Linked DNA regions of Homo sapiens: region 1 is linked to region 2. Evidence: read pairs that join two places in POLR2A ChIA-PET (ENCODE). Cell type or tissue: Caco-2. All regions are shown on one strand.

Region 1 (5,000 bases), 130 kb before region 2:
GGGCTGTGAGGGAGGGGTAAAGGCAGGGCTGGAGGGGGCTGGAGGGGCTGGCTGAGCAGGGTATATATGGGGGGGGTTCTTCCTCAAACCCAGAAAAACTCTTAGTTAGGCTTAGTGTCTTTGTTGAGAAACTGAGGCCCAAAGAAAGGAATTTCTTGTCCCTTTGTTTCCCTTTCCCTGCCTGAGGTCATTCATTCACCTAACAACTTTGTGCCCGACACTAGACAAGGCCCTAGTGAGCAAAATGAACATAGCCCCTCTGGGAACACAGAGCCTAGATAGGGAGATGATCATTTCATTACTGCAAACACAAACATATAATCCCAGCCTGGGCTAAGTGCTGTGAAGTTCCAGACTTGTGTCTGGCTCGGTGCTGTATCCTAAGCACCTTGGCACTTAAGTGGCATTGAAATACTTGCTGGAAAGAAGGCCACTCTGAGGAGGTGATGTCAGAGCTGAGGCTTGGAGGGCTGGAGTTAAATAAAGATGGTTTCAGGTCTTCTTTGCCTTCCCTGTAGGTTCTGCCTCTGCCTCCTCTCTGGCACTCAGGCTAAGGGTAAGCATCTCCGACTGGCCATCAGCCCCAACATGCCGAGTACAGGGATCAGATCCTGTCTTGCGTGGCCGGTCTCCCCTAGGTCCTGAACCCAGGGAAGTGCATGTGGATCTCAATTTATCTAGATGGTGCGTTTGTGCCTGCCCTCCTTTCGGGCATGTTCTAGAACAGAGTTCAGTCCAGAGCCCAGGGGTGGCCGGGATGATGGATGAGGGTGTGGGGCCTGCTGACCACCAGGGGACCTGATCATTGGGCTGGGCCAGCCTCTCTGTCCTCATTTTCCCCTCTGCAAAGAAGGGGTGTTGGGCGTCCCTACTTCTCGCGCCAGCCCCGGGGCCTCTATCCTGGCGGGAAGGGCAGGCCGACCCGGCAGACTGCGGCCTCTCGGGAGGGAAGAAGGTGTCAGACGCGCGGAGCAACCATAAATAGCCCCCCTTTCCCAGAAGACGGCACGGGGTTCAAGACTCAGGCGCCGCATACTCAGAATGAGAGCAGAGACTCCCGCCAGGAAAAAAAGGCACTTAGGGGATCTGCTCATTAGCATGAAATGCAAATGAGCCCGCCCGGCCTCATTTACACAACTCTGTGCATGGATTCGGCGAAAGGGCAACCAGGGAGACGACGGCGCAGCAGCCACTCTGCCACTTCCCCCATCCCCTCCCCCCATCGGCCGGGGCGGGAACTGAGACGACCCCAACCCTCTGCGGTGGCGGGAGGTGCGCGGGGGCTGCGTGGGTGGTGCAGCCTTAGGAGAGTGAACAACGCCCAGGGGTGATGGCCTCAGCAAAGTGAGGGGTGGTGATGGAGGTCATCCGACCCATCCCGCCGCCTCTCCGCAGTGGCGCAAGCGCCCCAAAATCTCCGGAGAGGGAACTGACTGACCCACTAGGTTCCGCCGTGTCTACCTCTCGCAGATGTTGGGGAAGTGCTTCCCGGCGTCTAATCCTCGCTGTTCCCCCCTCCACCGGCGCCCAGCACACCCGCGGCGCTCCGCTCCCGGGTACCCACAGCTTTCTGGAGTGGCGCCGGCGGCAGGAGAGAGCTAGAGCCGACTGAGCCCCAGAACTCGGGGAGGTAGGCGGGGCAAGGGCCGGGGTCTGCGCGTGCGTGTGCACGCGTGGAAAGCACAAACCCACGAGGGCCCGCTGCCGGTAGGGTTAAGGTGAGTGAGTGAAGGCGGCAGACCCGCGAAGTTCCAGTTCCGCGGACACTCTTTCCCTAAGCCACATAGGGACTTAAGAGAAACTGAGGCACGAAGTTGGGGGGTGGCGGTGGTGGGGACTTTGAAGGTCGAGTCGATAAAGCCCAGCTCTGTGCTTCCGCCCCCTCCCACACACTCGAGACCCCCACAGGTTCCTTCTTAGGGGTCCTCGCTCTGCTCCGCAGCCCCTCCTGGGGATCCGGGCTCTGCGGTCCAGCGCGACCTGCCTGGGGCCACGTGTTCAAGCACGAAGCCCCTGCGTGGAGTCCACGCCCTTCAAAAGGTCCCTAGGGGCAAAGGGATGAAGCCCAGGAGCGTCAATGTGAGGTCAGGTCCAGCGGGTTAGGGTTACGAGGTCAGGGTCGAAGTCTCAGAATTGACTCGGGAGTATGACCAATAAGCCCAAGAGATTTGTGGAGGCCACGCCCAGACCATGCCTACCCTAGCCTTTCTCGAGCTCCGCCCGTTTCTCCAAGACTGGGCCCCTCCAGCCTGAAGCCCCACCCCCAGGACATCCAGCTCCGCTCCTTCCCTCCCCCAGTCCCGCAGCCAAGCTCAACTCCAGGGTGGGAGATTAACCAGGTGGAGACCTGGGATTTCGCTCTGGGACCCCCTGGTGACAACCCTCACCCCCGTGCCGCCTGTCTCCTTTCTTCCCCAGGCCCGCCCAGAGCTGAGCTCCGTCCTCCGGCTGCTGCCCAAATCAGGGGTCGTGGACAAAGGATGCCTGGGGCCTGCGGCCCTACGCCAGGACCCCGCGCCGAATACTCTGATTCTTCGGGCTCCCTCCAAGGGAGTCCCAAAGACCCCAATGGCCAATAGGAAAGTGGGTTCGGTCTGGGCAGCAGTCTGATTGGCTCCAGCCTTCGGGAGCGGACCCAGGGGCAAGGGGAGGGGAGAGGGGCGGTCCTGGGTTTTGGGGTGGGAATCGGATTCCAGCTGTGGTTCTCTCCCTGCGCTCCCGCCCGCACTGCCACGGCGGACGGCCAATGGGCGCGCGGCTCGGGGCCGGCGGCGTCCGGCGATTGGCTGCGGGGCTGTCTGGGGGCGGGGCCGAGGCTTGAAGTTGAAGTGAGGGATCCAGCTGTGGTGTGCGCGGGGCTCCTCGCCGCCGCTTTCGCTCGCTCGCTCCGCGTCTCGGCCGGAGGAGGAGGCTGTGGCGCCGGCGACAGCTACGGCAGCGGCAGCCACCGCGGCGGCTGCGGCGGCGGCATCTCCGCCTCCACTCCCGCCCGGGACTGCCCCCCACTGTCTCCCCGCCCCTCCCGGACAGTGAGCCCGCGGCGGGGCGGGGGAAGGAGCCGCCCCCACCCCCTCCAAGCCCACCCCTAAAGAGATCCCTCCTCCCCTCCCCCGCCGCCTGGCGCGGAGCCGGGACGATGCTGACCCCTTAGATCCGGCTCCAGCTGCGCCGCGGGAAGAGGGGGCGCCCCTCCCCGGACCCCCGCCCTCCGCCGCTGCCCCCCTTTTCGTTCGCCCTCTCGGGGCGGCTTCGCCGAAGGTAGCGCCGAATCCGGCAACCGGAGCCTGGGCGCGAAGCGAAGAAGCCGGAACAAAGTGAGGGGGAGCCGGCCGGCTGGCCCGGGAAGCCCCAGGGGCGCAGGGGAAGCGGGACTCGCGCCGGGCGGGGTTTCCCTGCGCCCCGGCGCCCCGCGGGCAGCATGCCCCTGCGGGCAGGGGGAGCTGGGCTGAACTGGCCCTCCCGGGGGCTCAGCTTGCGCCCTAGAGCCCACCAGATGTGCCCCCGCCGGGGCCCCCGGGTTGCGTGAGGACACCTCCTCTGAGGGGCGCCGCTTGCCCCTCTCCGGATCGCCCGGGGCCCCGGCTGGCCAGAGGATGGACGAGGAGGAGGATGGAGCGGGCGCCGAGGAGTCGGGACAGCCCCGGAGCTTCATGCGGCTCAACGACCTGTCGGGGGCCGGGGGCCGGCCGGGGCCGGGGTCAGCAGAAAAGGACCCGGGCAGCGCGGACTCCGAGGCGGAGGGGCTGCCGTACCCGGCGCTGGCCCCGGTGGTTTTCTTCTACTTGAGCCAGGACAGCCGCCCGCGGAGCTGGTGTCTCCGCACGGTCTGTAACCCATATCCTTCGGGGCACGACGGCCAGGCGCGGGGTCAGAAGGGGGACGGGCCGCACCGCCGGGGGTCGGGGGGGAAGAAGACCCACCGCCAGGTGAGTCGAAGTGAGCCCGGAGGGTAGGCGGATGGGGGGGGGGCTGCCAGGGAGGGGAGGGGGCACCAGAGTGGGAGCGGAGACGCGAGCAGGTCTCGTCGGTAACCCGGGCTTACCCCACCTGCGTACACACACCTCAGTCTTCCTGGGTTGGGGGGGTGGGGATCCAGGCCAGGAGAAGAGAGCTGTGCCCCGCTGGCTCGCAGCTGGACGCCCTCCAGATGTGGTCAGGGGAGGGTCGTCATCCTCCAGATGTGGGAAGCTTCGGGAGCCTGGGAGCTGTACTCTGCCCGCGCCGGTTAGCGAGCTGGGTTTGGTTTCCGAGTTTGGTGGGGGGTGGGTGGGGGCGGTGGGGAGGAAGCTGCGGGGACGGAGGAGGGGGGACCGCAATCTCCTGGGTTTCCCTCCTTCCCCCGCCCCAAAGTTTGCGGCGGATTCTAGGGTCTGATCCCCCAACCTGGTCCTTGAGGCTGAGGTTTTTACTGACCTAGAAGGAGATGTTGGGGGGCGGGGACCAGGTCCTGGCCCACCTCACCCCCCACCTCGCGGGTTGGAGGCACAACAAGGAGATTCCGGCGGCGGCTGATGTCAGGGGCGCAGAATGAGAACAAGATGTGGTGGAGGGGAGCTGTCTGCCCCCGGAGCTGGGAGTGGAGCCCCTTTCCGCTAGAGCCCAGTGCCGCGGGTGCCTCCTACCCGATCTCCATTCGATGCAGGGTGCTTAAGATTGGGTTGGGGAGTTTTATGCTGGATTTTTCTTGTGGAGGGAAAGACTGTGTCAAGAGCTTTTTTAGCAAGTGGGGGATGGGGTTAAGCTGGTCCAGGTTACTCCTCCCCTTTCACAAATAAAGAGTGCTCCTGCAGACCAGGTATGGGGGACTGCAGGCCCGCGAAAGTCTTGAGGGGACAGTAATACTGTCAGTGTGTTCACTAAGGAGGACTCGGGTCCACCACCCCAGCGTAGACTCCGCAGATAGGTTTGGGGAATGCAAGCCCCACATTCCAGGGAGATGGATTTAGCACTGCTCCCTGTCTGCCCAGGCTGGAGTGGTAGGGGAGACCCCAGCCCAGTCA
Region 2 (5,000 bases):
TTCAACAGAGGTCTTCGTGATTGGCAAAGCTGAGGTTTATCACTCCCCTACAGGCAATTTTCTATCTCTTTGGCCATTGTGTCCTCTGGGGAGCTGGAAACAGAGTGGGAATGCTGCCACCTTAATCCCTCTCTTCTTCCCTGGACCTGGGGCCTATGGCTCCTCATAGGGCCTAAGCTGCCTCCCTCTGAGGCCACGTTGTATCCCCAGGACCCCATCCTGTTCTCGGGGACCCTGCGCATGAACCTGGACCCCTTCGGCAGCTACTCAGAGGAGGACATTTGGTGGGCTTTGGAGCTGTCCCACCTGCACACGTTTGTGAGCTCCCAGCCGGCAGGCCTGGACTTCCAGTGCTCAGAGGGCGGGGAGAATCTCAGGTAAACACTGGGAGTGCAGAGGTCAGGAACTGCAACCCTCCCTGGGAAACCCTGGCGGGTGCTGGGAAACCTGACACCAATGACACAGAGATGAGGCCAGCCCGGATGTGCACAGGGCTGTCCTTTCGTATTGAGCATATTCCGTGTGCCAGGCATGGTGTACTGCCCCGCCGACTCCTCACACAAGCCCCAGCGGTGGTCCATGATCCCACTTCACCGGTCAGGGAACTGAGGCTCAGAGATGGTAAAGGGCTTGACCTAAGTTGCACAGCTGGGAGAAGGCAGGTCTGGGATTTGAACCAGCTCTGGGAGATTCCAAAACCCTTTGAGGAAGCCCTCTCCCCTCCAGAGCTTTCTTACAGCCCCAGATTTTATGTCCTCAGCCACTGGGCTATGCACTGGAGGGGCCAGTAGTCACCTCTTACTGAGTCTAAAGGTTGGAGATACCTATACCTGTGCTAGCTGTGTGATTTGGGGCTAGTTGCTTAACCTCTCTGTGCCTACTTTTCTTTCACTCTAAAAGGCAGATAATAACAGTCCAAACCTCTTTGCATTATGCTGCCCAATAAAAAACAAAGCAAGTCATGCATATGAAGCTAATGTTTTTTTCTTATAGCCACACTTTTTAAAAAGGAAAAACAAGCAAAATAAACTGTAATACTATAACTTATTTAGCCCAATATATCTAAAATATTATTTCAACACATCATTGATATAAGTATTAGAAATATTTTGCGTTTCTTCCTACAAGTTTGAAATCCAGTGTATATTTCACATTTACAGAATGTCTCAATTTGGACTAGTCACATTTCAAGTGCTAATAGCCACATGGGGCCAGTGGCTACCACCTGGACAGAGCAGTGTTAGGGTCAGTGTGATGACAGGAAAAGCGCTTCGCTTGGATGCTCCTGTAAAATGTCAGCTTTTCCCCTCCTCCCTTCCCTCCATCTTCTCCTCCTCCTCCTCCTCTTCCCTATTTTCATTTTTATATTCAGTCCATACTCATGCACCCTCCCCAGACCTCAAAAACTAAAACAAGGCCAGGCACAGTGGCTCACGCCTGTAATCCCAGCACTTTAGGAGGCCAAGGCAGGTGGATCACTTGAGGGCAGGAGTTCAAGACCAGCCTGGCCAACATGGTGAAACCCTGTCTCTGCTAAACACAAAAATTAGCTAGGCGTGATGGCGGGCGCCTGTAATCCCAGCTATTCGAGAAGCCAAGGCAGGAGAATCGCTTGAACCCTGGAGGCGGAGGTTGCAGTGAGCCAAGATCTCACCACTGCACTCTAGCCTGGGTGACCGAGCGAGACTTCGTCTCAAGAAAAAAAACTTTACATTTGCCCAGCACTTAACAATATTCAAAGCACTCTGGCCTCCACTTTCTCCTTTAATCTTTACCATGGTCCTGTGGGCCAGAAACGAGCCTCCACGGTTTGAAATGATTTCCTCGCAGCAGTTCAGCTGGTAAGGGGCAGAGCGGGGACTCTGGCTCTGTCCCAAACCTTTCCTTGCTGTATCACAGCCACCTCCCTCACCTGGACAACATTCCCCAAGGCCCCTCATTATCCCAAGGGTGGGACTCCCTTGCCACCCACGCAGCCCTTAAGACTAAATATGCATCTTAAGTGGCTCTCACTTACATAACCACGTGGGGGTGGCTGGCGGACAAACATGGTCTCTCCAGACCCTGTGCCCCATGACTGTCTCTTGCTTGATCCATTCTTCTCACCTGCTTGCTCTCAACACTTCCCCCAGAGCATGCCCCACCCCGACACATGCCGTGATCAGAGACAGAAATCAGCTCCCCTCCTCCCTCACTGAGCTTGTAGCCACTTTAAGTATAACCTGTGTCCTGTGCCAGTTCCACCATAAATCAGCCCTGAGTTCTATCCGGCGGCTTATTCTGCTGCCAAAACCTTCATTAGTTGCGGGAATGGGCCAGGGAGAGAGCCCGGACTTTACTCCGGCTGTGGTGACTCACGCCTTTGGGAAGGGCTGAGGTATTTGTCCTTGGATGTGGGGATGCTGTGGCCTCTGGTTGGGAACACAGCCTCGTTTTGTCTGCTGGCTCTGGCTTCCAGAGCAGGAGGCTGAAGGCGTGTGTCCTGCTCCTCCTTTACCTCCTCAGTGACCAGACACAAAGAGTCCCCGGGTGTTCCTCTGCCCTGCCATTTTCTTGTCCCAGAAGCAGAGCCCTGGCCTGTATTCCCTATGGGGTGGGAGGTGACTGCCTGAATTGTGTGATATTAGGCTCAGCAAGATGGCATCGTGTGGCCTATTTGCAAATATCCAAGAAGAGCCATGCAAGTATGTTCTTACTAAGGTGTAAATGGCTGATAGAGTGAAGCAGAGAAACATCACGGCACTAGCTGAAAAGCAAGGATGGGGAAGAAAGCACCGAGAGAGGAGGCCAAGGGTGCCAAGAGCAGACCAGGGATTTCACAATGCCTTTTAGCACTGGCTCATTCCCCAAGGCCCCTCATTATCCCAATGGTGTCCAGACCTCTGCTCCGTTCTGGAGGGCTGGGCTGTGGCAGAAATGGGAGAAGTCAGACAGAAAACCAGTCCTGGGCCACTGAGGAGTGAAACAGGTCTGGGAATGAGGCCCAGAGGCAGGTGGGAGGCCCCCAGCTGGAAATGCCTGCCTTCTCCACTCCCAGCGTGGGCCAGAGGCAGCTCGTGTGCCTGGCCCGAGCCCTGCTCCGCAAGAGCCGCATCCTGGTTTTAGACGAGGCCACAGCTGCCATCGACCTGGAGACTGACAACCTCATCCAGGCTACCATCCGCACCCAGTTTGATACCTGCACTGTCCTGACCATCGCACACCGGCTTAACACTATCATGGACTACACCAGGTGGGACACGGAAACCTGAGCAATGGGGAACCTGGTGGGGCCACCTGGGGCATCAGGAATGGGCAGGGCAGATTAGGGTTATCTGAACAAGGCAATGTTCCTGGGATTGCTAGGGCATGGCAGGCAGAGCAGAGTTTCCCAAGATCTGGATAAGGGGCAGACCAGAGTGGGGTGGCCTGGGCTCAGGGGTGGGGTATACAATGACATTTTCATTTTTCTTCTTCTTCTTCTTTTTTTTTTTTGAGACAGAGTTTTGCTCTGTTGCCTAGGCTGGAGTGCAGTGGCTCACTGCAGCCTCAGCCTCTCGAAGTACTGGGATTACAGGCGTGCACCACCACATCCGGCTAATTTTTGTATTTTTAGTAGAGACGGTTTCACCATGTTGGCCAGGCTGGTCTCGAACTCCTGACCTCAAGTGATCCACCTGTCTCGGCCTCCCAAAGTGCTGGGATTACAGGCGTGAGCCACTGCGCCCAGCTTCAACAATGACATTTTCTAACACATGGGGAAGGGCACACTGGGCTCCACAGGCACTGTCTTTGTGCACAGGCCACTTGCATCCTGCCTCCTCCATGAGGCAATGTAAGGGGAACTGGAGGCTTCATGCTGAGTCCCATCACTTCCTAAGAAACCTGCTGGCAGAGTGCCTGCATGTCCCTCACCTTATTGGTGTCTCACAGCCACTCTGGTCACAGATGAAGAAGCAACTCAAGTGGCAGCTGGACCGTGACAGCACCATGAGGAGCTGAGCCTTGTGGGGAGAGCACTGTGTCTGGAGTCCCAGGCTGCTGTGTGACCCTGGGCAATTTGCAAAACCTTTCTGAGCCTGTTTCAAATGAAAATGATGCTTCGTGGGATTGTCGTAGTCAATGAGGGCTGGGCACAGTGGCTCACACCTGTAATCTCAGCACTTTGGGAGGCCAAGGAGGGCGGATGACTTGAGGTGAGGAGTTCAAGACCAGCCTGGCCAACATGGAGAAACCCTGTCTCTACTAAAAACAAAACAAAACAAAACAAAAACAAAAATTTGCCGGATGTGGTGGTGCATGCCTGTAATCTCAGCTACTCGGGAGGCTGACAGAGAATTGCTTGAACTCAGGAAGCAAAGATTGCAGTGAGCCAAGATTACGCCAGGACACTCCAGTCTGAGTGACAGAGTGAGACGTTGTCTCAAAAAAAAAAAAAAATGGTGGCCAACGCGGTGGCTCACACCTGTAATCCCAGGACTTTGGGAGGCCGAGGCAGGCAGATCATTTGAGGTCAGAAGTTAGAGACCAGCCTGGCCAACATGGTGAAACCCTGTCTCTACTAAAAATACAAAAATTAGCCTCTCATGTGGCAGGCACCTGTAGTCCCAGCTGCTCAGGAGGCTGAGGCAGGAGAATCACTTGAACCCAGGAGGCAGAGTTTGCGCCACTGCACTCTAGCCTGGGTGCAGAGCGAGACTCTGCCTCAAAAAAAAGAAAAAAGTCAATGAAAGATATTTAAACTGCAGGTGATCCTGGGAAATGACAGTGTCCTCCCCAGCCCCTTGCTCTAATTCTTGCGCTAGGCCCTCCAAGGATGAGGGGAGGGGCCATGCCCTCAGAAGCTTGTGGCTTCCTTGGAGAGGCAGACCACTCCCTCATTGTGCCAGATGTCAAAGTGTGGTGCTGGAGGTCGAGGAGAGAGGGCTGGGTGACTCAGAAGCCTCACGGGAGTGAACTGGCCCTGGCCTGGCAGGCTGTGCTCCCTAGAAACTAGAGGGGAGGAGGAGGCAGGAGGCTCA

What was found. ChIA-PET counts read pairs that join two places held together with the same protein. Peaks named below come from ENCODE experiments on the same cell type or tissue, not always from the same donor. Only the 100,000 strongest peaks of a DNase experiment are listed, where the experiment ranks them.
Region 1: POLR2A ChIA-PET joins it to region 2 with 7 read pairs; 8 of 35 experiments call an interaction of 5 or more read pairs at or near these places.

Annotation. Positions count from the first base shown.
Region 1 is chr17:50,557,867-50,562,866 of GRCh38, forward strand. It overlaps CACNA1G (calcium voltage-gated channel subunit alpha1 G), which reads left to right and starts at 2,849. Exons shown (of 38, transcript NM_018896.5): 1 at 2,849-3,835. The coding sequence starts at 3,594. It overlaps CACNA1G-AS1 (CACNA1G antisense RNA 1), which reads right to left and starts at 4,242. Exons shown (of 2, transcript NR_038439.1): 1 at 4,062-4,242. RefSeq lists enhancers at 2,399-2,448, 3,808-4,397 and a silencer at 2,669-3,048. In Caco-2, no CTCF peak of the experiment used is centred here; DNase peaks (open chromatin) are centred at 2,205 and 2,755; H3K4me3 peaks cover 2,060 bases; H3K27me3 peaks cover 308 bases.
Region 2 is chr17:50,684,499-50,689,498 of GRCh38, forward strand. It overlaps ABCC3 (ATP binding cassette subfamily C member 3), which reads left to right. Exons shown (of 31, transcript NM_003786.4): 29 at 211-377; 30 at 3,038-3,232. Among named protein-coding and RNA genes, the nearest start is that of ANKRD40, 21 kb to the right of the region's middle. RefSeq lists an enhancer at 150-636 and a silencer at 2,850-3,144. In Caco-2, no CTCF peak of the experiment used is centred here; DNase peaks (open chromatin) are centred at 423, 2,353, 2,993, 4,873 and 2 weaker places; H3K4me3 peaks cover 2,948 bases.